Linked DNA regions of Homo sapiens: all the other regions are linked to region 3. A link is an interaction called in ENCODE POLR2A ChIA-PET data of the cell type or tissue named here. Cell type or tissue: PC-9. All regions are shown on one strand. Each heading gives the region's core, and the rest is flanking DNA. Links, peaks and the distances in the headings are about the cores only.

Region 1 (4,442 bases), core at 141-4,140, 390 kb after region 3:
AGGGGACGTCACGGTGCTTTGTGCAGTAGAGGTAGCCCTGATTCCATGGCACTGACACCCCCACCTCAAACGCAGCCCCCCATGATGTTTCCTCTCTGGGGAAGCACAGCCGTGGCTGAACAGACACAGGCGAGCCCCTCAGCCCGGGTGCCTGTCCCCACACCCACCCAGGATCCAGAAACCTGGGGCCCTCACAGGGAGTTCCTGCTCAGTCCCCAACAGGAAGTGTTCCTGCCTGTGCTAGAACTGGGCATGTCCTTGCTTTCGACCCTGAGAAACCTGTCTGGCTGGAAGGCACAGATGCCTAACATTTTGAGGGACATTTTACTTTTCCTGAGAGTTTGAGATTTTATTACCTATGGCTACATAACAGACTACCCAAAAGCGAGGTACCTTAAAAACAACCAAAATGCTATTTGCCCACAAATCTGTGGGTCTGGAATTTAAACAGGGGATACTGGGTGCTGTTCCCTGTCTGGGGAGCATCACCTTTACCTAGACATTGGTTGCTTTGCTTAAACATTCCTGATCTTTTGCATACCCAAGAATGAGTTCCATGTTAACTTGCATCTTGCACACCCAGGAATGAGTTGGAGATGTGGCTTCACCACCCCCATGTCAGGGGTCCGGGCTGGTGTAGCTCCGGAGTCCGGAGGATGGCTGGGTCAGCTTGAACATGTGCACGTGTTTGGCTGAGCTTCTCGTTCTCCTCCATATAGTCTCAGGGGCCTCTCACTCTCCACGTGGCCTCTCTAACAGGAAAGTAAGGCCCGTTACCTGGTGGCTCAGGGCTCCCAGGACTACAAATGTGGAATCCACCAAGATATCCTAAGGCGTAGCCCTAGAGCTTTGCAGTCTTCAAAGCCCAGCATCTGTCCCTGTCCTGTTTTTTTTGTTTTGTTTTGTTTTGTTTTTTGGGATGGAGTCTCCCTCTTGTCGTCCAGGTTGGAGTGCAGTGGCGTGATCTCGGCTCACTGCAACCTCCACCTCCCAGGTTTAAGCAGTTCTCCTGCCTCAGCCTCCTGAATAGCTGGGATTACAGGTGCCCACCACCATACCTGGCTAATATTTGTATTTTTAGTAGAGATGGGAGTTTCACCATGTTGGCCAGGCTGGTCTCGAACTCCTGACCCCAGGTGATCCACTCGCCTCGGCCTCCCACAGTGCTGGGATTACAGGCATGAGCTTCTGTGTCCGGCCTCCTGCCCTGTTCTTCATCCAGCACCCTGAAGTGAGCCCCTCCATGCGTGCCCCTTGGCACAGCTGGCACAGTGTCATCTCTGTCACCTTCTGTTGTTTCAGGCAGCCCAGATTCAGTGGAGTGATCTATAGAGGGCATGAATACCAGGAGGTGCATTTCACTGGGGGCTACCACTGTAACAGATGACTACACATGTCCTATCTTTCCAGGTGGAGTCTAACTCTTCAAGGGATGCAGGGATGTGTTCTATCCCACAGCCCCTTTCAGAATGGCTCACACCTAGGAGTTGCTTGATCTATATTCATTTTATTAAGAAGGGAACAGGGAGATCACAGATGCCATGGGGGCATCTTGGAGGGCCTCTCATGCTGCTTACCCCTTCCTCACCAAGCACTTCCCCTGGCATTGGCTGGAGGGAAAGGTAGCCATTTGGGCTACGTTTGATAAATGAGAAAGCTGAGTCTCAGTGAAGTTTTTAGTTTATACACTTGCCAAGGACCAAATGATAAATTGGCAGATTGAGGTTGAAAGCCTAGTTATGCTCATTTTTTATTGAAAACTAGGGAAATAAATTTACTTTTCAGAAATTCATTTTCAGGTAAATTTCTCTGAATGCATCTAACCTGTAGGGCAAGACATATATGTATTTTTTACATTTTAATTTTATTATTTTTTTATTTTAATTTTTAATTTCTTTTTTTTTTCCCAAGACCGGGTCTCCCTTTGTCGTCCAGGCTGGAGTGCAGTGGTGTGACCATGGCTCACTGCAGCCTGGACCTCCTGGGCTCAAGTGATCCTCCTACCTCAGCCTCCCGAGTAGCTGGTACTACAGGAATGTGCCACCACGCTCGGCTAATTTTCTTGTATTTTTTTTTTAGTAGAGAGGGTTTTCTCCCATATGGTCCAGGTTGGTCTTGAATTCCTGGGCTTACATGATCCACCTGCCTCAGCCTCTCAAAGTACTGGGATAACAGGCGTGAGCCACTGTGCCCAGGGGCTTGTGTTTGACCAGACATCACTCTCTGTGAGTCATCCAGCACTAGTTAAGTTGGAATGAACAAAACTAGCCATGAAATTGTGGCTTCTTGTATCCTAAAGGTCAAAAAAGAAGTCCTGCTTCAACATTACTAAGAGGTAATATAATTTTTTTCCATCAAATATAAACTTAAAGAGAATTTTTCTGCAAGTCTTCTCCCATTATATGCCCTCATGTGTGTTAGGCAGTGCATGGTGGGAAACACATAAGTAGTAGTACGAGTTTTCCTTGCATGGGGACATACTTGCTATTTGTGTGGTATGTGTCTTTTTAGCATACAGAATTACCTTTCTTTTCTTCTTGAAACTGTGGATAGGTTACATGAGCAATCATGAGGTCACCACCACCTCCACCAATTTGGAAATTAGGGAACTAGGATTTCCCTTGGAGAGAGGGTGGTCAGGTTTTACAAATAAAAATACAGGGTGCTTAGTTAAACAGAATTTCAAATGAACAACAAATCACTTTTAATGTAGGTATATCCCATGAAATTTATGGGACATGCTTATACTAAAAAATCACTCATTGTTCATCTGAAATTCTGATGTGACTGAGAATCCTGTATTTTTTTGGCAATTACAAAACTAAAACTGTAGAACCAATGCATATGGATTAGAAGAAATATAAAGTTCTAATGTAAAGAAATGTAAGGTTACCTTAAGAGATCAGAATGTGTTCTTTAGCAAGACTTGATTACAACTGAAGTTTGTAAAAAAAAAAAAAAAAAAAAAAGGTATATTTACAAAAACACTTCTAACCTCTTGTAAGGTACCTTAAGAACGTGCCAATCAGAAAGGGGGTTAGGGCTGGACGTGATGTCTCACGTCTATAATCCCAGTGCTTTGAGAGGCCAAGGTTGGAGGATCACTGGAGCCCAGGAGTATGAGAGCAGCCTGGGCAACATAATGAGACCCCATCTCTACAAAAAAATAAAAATTTTCTGGGTGTGGTGGCCTGCATCTCTAGTCCCAGCTACTCAGGAGGCTAAAGCAGGAGGATTGCTTGAGTCTGGGAGTCTGAGGCTACAATAAACCGTGATCACACTGCTGCACTCGAGCCTGGGTGACAGAACAAGACCCTATCTCAAAAAAAAAAAAAAAAAGAGATTGATCAACAATAGAAAATGAAAGGTCAAAGGAAAACCTTTGGGCTGGGTGTGGTTTTGGATCATGCCTATAATCCCAGCACTTTGGGAGGACAAGTGGGTGGTTCGCTTGAAGTCAGGAGTTCGAGACCAGCCTGGCCAACATGGCGAAACCCCATCTCTACTAAAAACACAAAAATCAGCTGGGTGTGGTGCTGCATGCCTGTAATCCCAGCTACTTGGGAGGCTGAGGCACGATAAATTGTTTGAACCTAGGGGGTGGAGGTTTCAGTGAGCTGAGATTGCACCACTGCACTCCAGCCAGAGCAAGACTCTGTCTCAAAAAAAAGAGAGACAAACTTTGTTCATTCTCCTCAACACCATCTGGAAGCATCAACTTCCAGGCTGAGATGGCTTGGATCTTATTGTGGAGATGCACTTGCCAAGTGTCTTAGTCAGCTTGGGCTGCTACCACAGAGTATCACAGGTTGGGTGGATTACACAACAAGCATTCATCACTCACAGCAGAGGCTAAGAAGTCCAAAGTCAAGTGTCAGCATGGTTGGGTTCTGGGGAGGGCTCTCTTCCTGGTCCCCAGATGGCCAGCTACATGTTGTGTCCTCACATGGCTGGGACAAAGAGGATGCACCAAACTTTGAGGGGTAGGGACCATTAGGGTCATCAACTAATTACCCATGTTTACCAAGAAAGCTTGTTATAAATTGGCTTCCTGGCTGGGCGTGGTGGCTCACGCCTGTAATCCCAGCACTTTGGGAGGCTGAGGCAAGTGAATCACCTGAGGTCAGGAGGTCGAGACCAGCCTAGCCAACAAGGAGAAAGCCCGTCTCTACTAAAAACGTAAAAATTAGCTGGGCGTGGTCGTGGGCATTTGTAATCCCAGCTACTCGGGAGGCTGAGGCAGGAGAATCACTCGAACCTGGGAGGCGGAGGTTGCAGTGAGCCGATACCGCACCACTGCACTCTAACCTGCCGACAAGAGCGAAACTATGTCTCAAAAAAAAAAAAAAAAAAAAGAGAGAAATTGTCTTCCCCTGCCTCCTGGGAGTGAAGGTGCTGATCTATGAACCTATGTCCCCAGCCCTCTGAGGGTGATGATTCAA
Region 2 (4,442 bases), core at 141-4,140, 55 kb before region 3:
AATACAAAAACTTAGCCGGGCGTGGCGGCGGGCGCCTGTGGTTCCAGCTACTCGGGAGGCTGAGGCAGGAGAACGGCGTGAACCCGGTAGGCGGAGCTTGCAGTGAGTCGCGATCACGCCACTGCACTCCAGCCTGGGCGACAGAGCCAGACTCCGTCTCAAAAAAAAAAAAAAAGAAAAAGAAACTAGACTGGTAAGAGGGACAGGCACCACCCCTATACTCCATCACCTGGGGCTTATTATTGTGCCAAATTTGTCTGCCTGAAGCCGTCTTCCCTTAGGATGCATTATTTCCCAGGGGCTTACACCCATAATCCTAGCACTTGGGGAGGATGAAGAGGGTGATCACTTGAGGCCAGGAGTTCGAGACCAGCCTGGGCAACACAGTGAGACGCCCCCCATCTCTACAAAAAAAATACAGAAAATTAGCTGGGCATGGTGGTGGTATACACCTATAGTCCCAGCTACTTGGAAGGCTGAAGTTGAAGGATAGGCTGAGCCTGGGAGATTGAGGCTGCCAGTGAGCTGTCATTGCACCTCTGCACTCCAACCTTGGCAACAGAGTGAGACCTTGGCTCAAAGTAAATAAATAAAGATGTATAATTAAGAGCTTGTGAACAGATACATCTCTCACATATAATTATTTGTTTTTCTGAAAGGAAGTCCAAGAAACTGTTTGCCTTTAAAAAAAGGGAAAGGTCGTATGGACAAAAGATTTTACTTTTCTTTTTTTTCTTTCTTTTTTTTGTTTTTAGACAGAGTCTTGCTCTGTCTCCAGGCTGGAATGCAGTGGCGCGATCTCAGCTCACTGCAACCTCCAGCTCTGTGATTCAAGCAATTCTCCTGCCTCAGCTTCCCAAGTAGCTGGGATTACAGGCATGCTCCACCATGCCCAGCTAATTTTTGTATTTTTAGTAGAGACGGGGTTTCACCATGTTGGCCAGGATGGTCTTGATCTCCTGACCTCGTGATCCGCCTGCCTCGACCTCCCAAAGTGCTGGGATTAAAGGCATGAGCCATCATGCCCGGCCAAGATTTTTTCACTTAGCTTTTATTTGTAATTTTGGATTTCCAAATCTATCTATCTATAAATATATATATATAAAAATATATATATAATTTTGTCGAGTATCAACCAAGATGCCCTAACACAATTTAACGTAGTTTAATTAATTTCACATATCTAACTCACTTTATTTTACTTATTTATCTGTTTCTGTGACTGTCCCTCTGTCATCCAGGCTGGAGTGCAGTGGCGTGATCTCGGCTCACTGCAACCTCCACCTCCTAGGTTCGAGCAATTCTCCTGCCTCAGACTTCCAGATAGCTGGGATTACAGGTACACCCCACCATGCCCGGCTAATTTTTTTTATTATTTTTGGTAGATACCAGGTTTCACCATGTTGGCCAAGCTGGTCTTAAGTGATCCATTCTCATTGGCCTCCCAAAGTGCTGGGATTACAGGCGTGAGCCACCATGTCCAGCCCACTTAACTCACTTTAATTTAGTACTTAACTATATTTGAAATGCTTGTGATAACTCTCCATGAAGGAAAAGTAAGATATGTAAGAATTGGGAGGAAAAAAGTACATATATCACTTTTGGCAGTCAATATATTTATATTCTGGAAAATCAAGCTAAAAATAACTTGAGTTTGCCATGGGATTAGCAAGATTTCAGGTTGTAAGAGTCAACTGAATTAATACAAACTAGACTGAGCATGGTGACTCATGCCTATAACCCCAGCACTTTGGGAAGCTGAGGCTTTTTTTTTTTTTTTTTTTTTGAGGCGGAGTCTCGCTCTATCACCCATGCTGGAGTGCAGTGGCGTGATCTCAGCTGACTACAACCTCTGCCTCCTGGGTTCAAGCAACTCTCCTGCCTCAGCCTCCTGAGTAGCTGGGATACAGATGCATGACACCATACCTGGCTAATTTTTTTTTTTTGAGTTGGAAATTCGCTCTTGTTGCCCAGGCTGGAGTGCAATGGCGTGATCTCGGCTCGCTGCAACCTCTGCCTCCCAGGTTCAAGTGATTCTCCTGCCTTGGCCTCCCAAGTAGCTGGGATTACAGGCATGCACCACTGCATCTGGCTAATTTTGTACTTTTAGTAGAGATGGGGTTTCTCCATGTTGGCCAGGCTGGTCTCCAACTCGACCTCGTAATCCACCCCCCTCGGCCTCCCAAAGTGCTGGGATTACAGGCATGAGCCACTGCACCTGGCCTATATATATATTTTACTACTATATGTATATGTATATATGTGTATATATAGCATATATATGTATATATGTGTATATATAGCATATATATGTATATATACTAGTAACAGTATATATATACACATTTTCACTACACTAGTCAAAGTATACACACACACACACTTAGCAGTATATATTATATATATATTCCAGTATATATATCTACATGTAAAAGATATATAGATATATATATAGATACATAAAATATATATGGATACATACACTGGAAAAGTCAGTGAGGAGAAAACGATTCATTGACAATACTAAATAAAAACCAAACCAACCAGGAAACATTTAGGAACTAGCTTCACTTTTGACATGTAACCAGAACAACACAGTAAAGGTTGTTGCCTGGGAATTAGAAGTGAAACACCACGCCCAAATGGCTCAAGCTGGTGGCCAGAGATAAGAACTTAAAGGCATCTCTCCCGCCTAGCAGACTGGGCCCCCTGGTTTCCCATCACTTCCTTTAAACAGACTACTCAGGCATTTGCCCACAAACTTAAAGGGGCTTTAAGTTCAACTTTAAGTGACACCCTATTTGTTGCAGGTGGTAAACGATTTTACCAAGACAGCTGTAGGTAAAGAAAGGCAGATTTAACCACTCTTCCTCTTTCCCTAAGCGGCCTGAGGTAATCTGTGAAAATGGTTCGCTATTCATTTGACCTAGAGAACCCCACAAAATCACGCAAATCAAGAGGTTCAAATCTTCGTGTTCACTTTAAGAACACTCATGAAACTGCAGGCCATCAAGCGTATGCATATACAAAAAGCCACAAAGTATCTGAAAGATGTCACTTTACAGAAACAGTGCGTACCATTCCAATGTTACAATGGTGGAGTTGGCAGGGGTGCCCAGGCCAAGCATTGGGGCTGGGCACAAGGTCGGTGGCCCAAAAAGAGTGCTGACTTTTTGCTGCACATGCTTAAAAATGCAGAATTTAAGGGTTTAGATATAGATTCTCTGGTCATTGAGCATATCCAAGTGAACAAAGCACCTAAGAAGGGCTGCTGGACCTACAGAGCTCATGGTTGGATTAACCCATGCATGAGCTCTCCCTGCCACACTGAGATTATCCTTACTGAAAAGGAACAGATTGTTCCTAAACCAGAAGACGAGGTTGCCCAGAAGAAAAAGATATCCCAGAAGAAACTGAAGAAACAAAAACTGATGACACAGGACTACATTCAGCATTAAAATAAATGCAATTAAAAGTTAAAAAAAAAAAAGGCAGATTTATTAGAGAAAGCGTGAAAATATGTTGCAAGGGTGCGATGGGCAGCACAGTAGAGAAGGGGCTGTCAGCCAAGGGGCAGGGGCTAGGGGGAGGTTTTATAGGGTCTTGCAGGAGGGGGGCTACATGCAGAACAAGGTTGTAATCCTGGCGCTACATGCCAAACAGGTCATTGTGCCCACAAGTTTGTGATTAGCACTTTCTCAGAACAAGTGTTCGTTTTTCTCCCCCACCTGAGACCCTGTCCTCATTTCGCTTACTTATCAGGACTCCACACTATTCTCTTATACGTACCACTAGTTGCTTCTCTCACTCTCTGCCTCTTAATTTCTGCCTTGCCTGACCTGAGGATGGAGGATGATACTCCTGACTCATGGCGCCTTCCCTGCCCAGGATCTGTAAGTAATAAACCTTTGATCATATTTCCTACTGTGGTGGATTGAATGGGTGCCTTTCATCTGAAGAACCAGGGGCTACCTAGGTTTTCCAGGGACACTGGGAAGAACACAAGGCTGGGCTCTCAGCATCAAAGCGATGGTTAGACAATCATAAACTGAACACAGACCAGACAACAGCCATGGGAGCGTCTGCCAGGATAAACACATTTCCCATGTGAAGGAGCCCCTGGGCACAGGTTGGGCAGCTAAGCATTAGACCTTCCACCACGTTAAAGAAGTACCCCATGAGAGACGCACTGTAGACACCTATGCCCAGCTCCCTTCATTTCCCATTAGGGCAGGGCTGCTAGCTGCTCTGGTACTGAAACCCCAGTTTAGCTAGGGGCTCTCAAAACAGACATATAAGAGCCATTCAATAAAAATAAATGTTTCTTGGCTGGGTGCAGAGACTCACGCCTGTAATATCAGCACTTTGAGAGGCCAAGATGGGCAGATCATGTGAGGCCAGGAGTTTGAGACCAGCCTGGCCAACATGGTGAAACCCTGTCT
Region 3 (4,442 bases), core at 116-4,115:
TTCTGTTTTTGTAGACAGCAAAATTATTTCACACACTTCTTAAAGTCTTATTCAGTAAGTTACTCATTTCTCCACCTTATGACTGTACTGTGCTTTCAAAGTGCTGTGCAAAGAGTAAAATGTTTTAAGGTGGTTTTACTGTAATTTCACATACATATTTGAACTTTTGAGTCTGAATTATCCAGGTGAAATGCATTGGATTTCTGATCCTCTGTAAACTTGGAAGATTACCTTCTTCCAGGTATATTGGTTTTCCTTAATTGCTTTAATAGCATGAGTTGTGAATCTTCTCTGTGTCTCAGAAGAAACCTAACAGTGGAGATTGTTTATGGCAAGGGTCACAAATTTACATGCTCAGGTTAGGACCCTCTTTAAGGTAAAGACATGAAGTGCCCCCCTTTTTATTAATACATAACTGCATTTGCTGATAATATTGATTTGCCTTAAAAAAACTAGTCCTATTGAGAATTCAGGCTCTTTTTGCGTTTACAGACAGTGCTGTCCTGAATGTGCTAGAGATGTACCTTTAGTCACTTAAGCTGGTGTTTCTGTAGGGTAGATTCCTAGGACTGGGATTGGATTGTTGCATTATAGTGTGTACCATTTAAAAGTCTGGACCAGATTATACTCTCAACATCTGTTTTTAAACCTTCCCTAGTCTGTGCTTATGTGTTTTGTTTTTTTTTTTTGAGATGGAGTCTTGCTCTGTCGCCCAGGCTGGAGTGCAGTGGCATGATCTCAGCTCACTGCAACCTCCACCTCCTTGGTCCAAGCAGTTCCCCTGCCTCAGCCTCCTGAGTAGCTGTGATTAAAGGCGGACGCCACCACGCCTGGCTAATTTTTTTGTATTTTTAGTAGTGACGGGGTTTCACCATGTTGGCCAGACTCATCTGGAATTGCTGACCTCAGGCAATCTGCCCACCTTGGCCTCTCAAAGTGCTGGGATTACAGGCGTGAGCCACCGTGCCCAGCCTATGTGGTTTTAAATTAACTTTTTCTAGAATCTACTAAGGTTTACTCAGACCTTTAGCAGGTGTTCTTGGATACTGACTAGGCCCAGAGTCCTCTTCTCATCAATTTATTGGCAAATACACTCACTTGCGATGTGATATGAGACCCTGAGTTTTACCTCCCAAATGGCAGGATGTCTGTTTTGAGAGTTTCCTGGCCAAGTGGTGGAAAGTACCATGGAAATGGAGTTCTTCATTGCTTCTTACTTAACTTGAGTTTGGACCATAGAGAAGTCATTCTTGTGTGGACCTCAGTTTACTCACCTGTACAGTATAGGATGGACTAGATGATCTAATGGTCAGGGGACTGGCAAACTTGTTCTTAGGTTACCAATTAGTAGATATTTCAGGTTTTGCAGGCCATCTGGCTCTGTCACAGCTGCTCAGCTCTGCCCTCATAGCAGGAAAGCAGCCATAGACAATAAGTAAACAAATGAGCATGGCTGCTTTCTAATAAAACTTTATTTACAAAAACAGGCTGTGGCTGGCCATAGTTTATTCACCCCATTTTTGAGCTCTTGACATTCATTAGTCTGTGATTTCGATAATTCGTTTAGGAAAAAGGCTTTGAGTTTTACAAATAATGCTTCTGAAAATCTAGTAAAACCTTTAAATTTTATTTTTGCTTCTTCTCTTTATCAGGAAAGTAATGTAGAACATTTAGAAAACCCAGAACATTAATATTTTGGTTCCTCTCATTAGTTAACCATCTTTGTGTAAACATGTGTATGTACATACTTTTTTTTTTGAGCTGGAGTATCGCTCTGTCACCCAAGCTGGAGTGCAGTGGCACAATCTTGGCTCACTGCAACCTCCACCTCTTAGGTTCAGGTGATTCTCTTGCCTCAGCCTCCAGAGTAGCTGGGACTACAGGTGCTCGCTGCCATGCCTGGCTAGTTTTTTATATTTTTTTAGTAGAGACGAGGTTTCACCAGCCCAGGCTGGTGTTGAACTCCTGAGCTCAGTCAGTCCTTCCTCCTTGGCTTCCCAAACTGTTGGGATTACAGGCGTGAGCCACCACACCCAGCACATGTGTGCATACATACTTTTTACAAAATTGGAAGAAGTATAATTCATTTGCTAAATATTTTCACTTATGCCATGAAATCAGATTTTATCTTTGTGTATAAAAATACCTGCTCTGCTGGGGCTTCTAGTTGAAAACTAATGAATTTTAAAAATTAATTTAGTATTTAGCCACCTATTCTTTTTTCTAATTGTTTCTTGTAGCTTTTGCTTTGATTGGAATAATTTTACTCTAGGAATAAAGTTGTGTCATCTGCAAAAATGAATCATATGTACACATCTGATTTTCTTACATTTGTATCTCCTTTTTCTCTTCAAATTACATTGCCCTCTACCATTGATGGGAACCTGGGTAATAAAAAAAAAAGAAAAAAAAGAAACAAATTGCATTGTGTACCACCTCCAAAGCAATGTTAAATGTTAGTTATAACGATAGGCATCTTAGTATGCTTTCCGAATTTAATGGAACTGATGCGAATATTTCATGGTTAACTGTGGGTTTGAGACCTTCAATGTGTTGAATGTATTCACCTGGTTCTCTTTTTTTTCCTAAGTTTTTTTTTAAAAAAAAATCAGCTATGGCTATTGTATTTTGTCACATGTCATCTTAGCATCTTTTAAGATGATCATATAGTTTTTCTCCTGCAAGCTACATATTAATTACTGTGGTGTATATTCATAGAATTATATTAGATCTTATAATATTGATCCACCCTTACATTCCTGCAGCAAACCTCTCTTGATCCTACTTTTTCATGTACTGTTTGACTTTTAAAAAGGTATTTTAATTTTTAAATAGTTTATACATGTACAGTGCATAATGTATTTGAGATTCATCTATGTTGTTGTGTGTATCAGTAGTTTCTTTATTGCTGAGTAGCAGTCCCTTATATGAGTGTATCACAGTGCATTTATCCATTCAATAGTTGGATATTTCAGTTATCTCTGGTTTTTGGCAACTATGAATAAAGTTGTCCTAAACGTTTCCATAATGGTTTTGTATGAACACAATACTTGTTTTTCTTGAGTAAATACCTAGGAGTATGATTTCTGGGTTGTATGTTTATGAGAAACTGCCAAAACTGTTTTCCAAAGTAGCTGTACCATTTTGCATTCTTACCTGCAAGTGTATGAAGAGTTCCGGTTGCCCTGTATCCTCCCTAGTACTTGATATTGTCAGTTTTTTTTTTAAAAGACACCTTAATAAGTATATAGTGATATCCCCTTCTGGTTTTAATTTGCTTGTCCCTAATGACAAATGGTTCTGAGCCTCCTTTTATGTGCATCTTTTTATTTGCCATCTGTATACCATTTTTTATGGAAAAATACTGATTTTTTTTTTTTTTTTTGAGATAGGGTCTTGCTTGTTGCCCAGGCTGGAGAGCAATGGCACAGTCACCACTCACTGCAGCTTCCACTTCCTAGCCTCAAGCCATCCTCCCACCTCTCAGCTTCCCCAGTAGCTGGGATTTCAAGTGCGCACCTCCACAGTTGGCTAATTTTTTATTTTTATTTGTAGAGATAGGGTTTCATTATGTTGCCCAGACTGATTTCAAACTCCTGGGCTCAAGCAATCCACCTGCCTCGGCCTCTCAAGGTGCTGAGATTACAGGCATGAGCTGCCATGCCTGGCCAAGATACCAAAATCTTTATTTAAGATGTTTAATTGGGTTGCTGCTGCTCCTCTTGTTGTTGTTGTTGCTGCTGCTGCTGCTCCTCCGCCTCCTCCTTCCCCTCCTCCCCCCTTCCCCCTTTTCCTCCTCTCCTTCTCCTCTTCCTCCTCCTCCTTTCTATTTTTTTAGACAGTTTCCTTCTTTCACCCATGCTGGAGTGCAGTGGCATGATCTTGGCTCACTGGAGCCCGTCATTCCCCGCCTACCCAAGGCTCAAGGTGATCCTCCCACTTCAGCCTCTGAAGTAGTTGGGACCACAGGCACATGCCACTATGCCTGGCTAATTTTTGTATTTTTAGTAGAGATGGGGTTTCACTATGTTGCCCAGGCTGGTCTTGAACTCCTGAGCTCAAGCAATCCGCCTGTCTCGGCCTCCCAAAGTGCTGGAATTACAGGCATGAGCCACCATGCCCAGCCAATTTCTTATTATTGAGTAGTAAGAGTTCTTTATATATTTTGGATATAAGTGCTTTGTTAGGCTGTGTGATGTACATATATTTTCTCCCTGTCAGTGCCTTGCGTTTCATTCTCTTAACAGTGTCTTTTTCCCAGAGCATAAGTTTTAAATTTTGATAAAGTCTAATTTACCACTTTTTTTCTTTTACACATCTGGGGTTCGTCTAACAACTCTCCCTAATCCAGAGCTTGCCAGATTTTTTTGGTAAAAGGTCAGATAGTAAGGCCAGGCATGGTGGCTCATGCCTGTAATCCCAGCACTTCGGGAGGCCAAGGC

Evidence for each region. ChIA-PET counts read pairs that join two places held together with the same protein. Peaks named below come from ENCODE experiments on the same cell type or tissue, not always from the same donor. Only the 100,000 strongest peaks of a DNase experiment are listed, where the experiment ranks them.
Region 1: POLR2A ChIA-PET joins it to region 3 with 12 read pairs; 3 of 35 experiments call an interaction of 5 or more read pairs at or near these places.
Region 2: POLR2A ChIA-PET joins it to region 3 with 22 read pairs; 10 of 35 experiments call an interaction of 5 or more read pairs at or near these places.

What each region holds. Positions count from the first base shown.
Region 1 is chr17:68,229,174-68,233,615 of GRCh38, forward strand. It overlaps a transcript of AMZ2 not described here. Among named protein-coding and RNA genes, the nearest start is that of AMZ2, 17 kb to the right of the region's middle. RefSeq lists an enhancer at 1-344. In PC-9, for the core only: no CTCF peak of the experiment used is centred there; DNase peaks (open chromatin) are centred at 268, 2,168 and 2,548; H3K27ac peaks cover 384 bases.
Region 2 is chr17:67,781,848-67,786,289 of GRCh38, forward strand. It overlaps the pseudogene RPL17P41. Among named protein-coding and RNA genes, the nearest start is that of BPTF, 41 kb to the right of the region's middle. RefSeq lists a silencer at 2,486-2,780 and an enhancer at 2,486-2,780. In PC-9, for the core only: no CTCF peak of the experiment used is centred there; a DNase peak (open chromatin) is centred at 1,714.
Region 3 is chr17:67,836,737-67,841,178 of GRCh38, forward strand. The region is part of intron 1 of BPTF (bromodomain PHD finger transcription factor); the gene reads left to right. Among named protein-coding and RNA genes, the nearest start is that of BPTF, 13 kb to the left of the region's middle. In PC-9, for the core only: no CTCF peak of the experiment used is centred there; no DNase peak of the experiment used is centred there.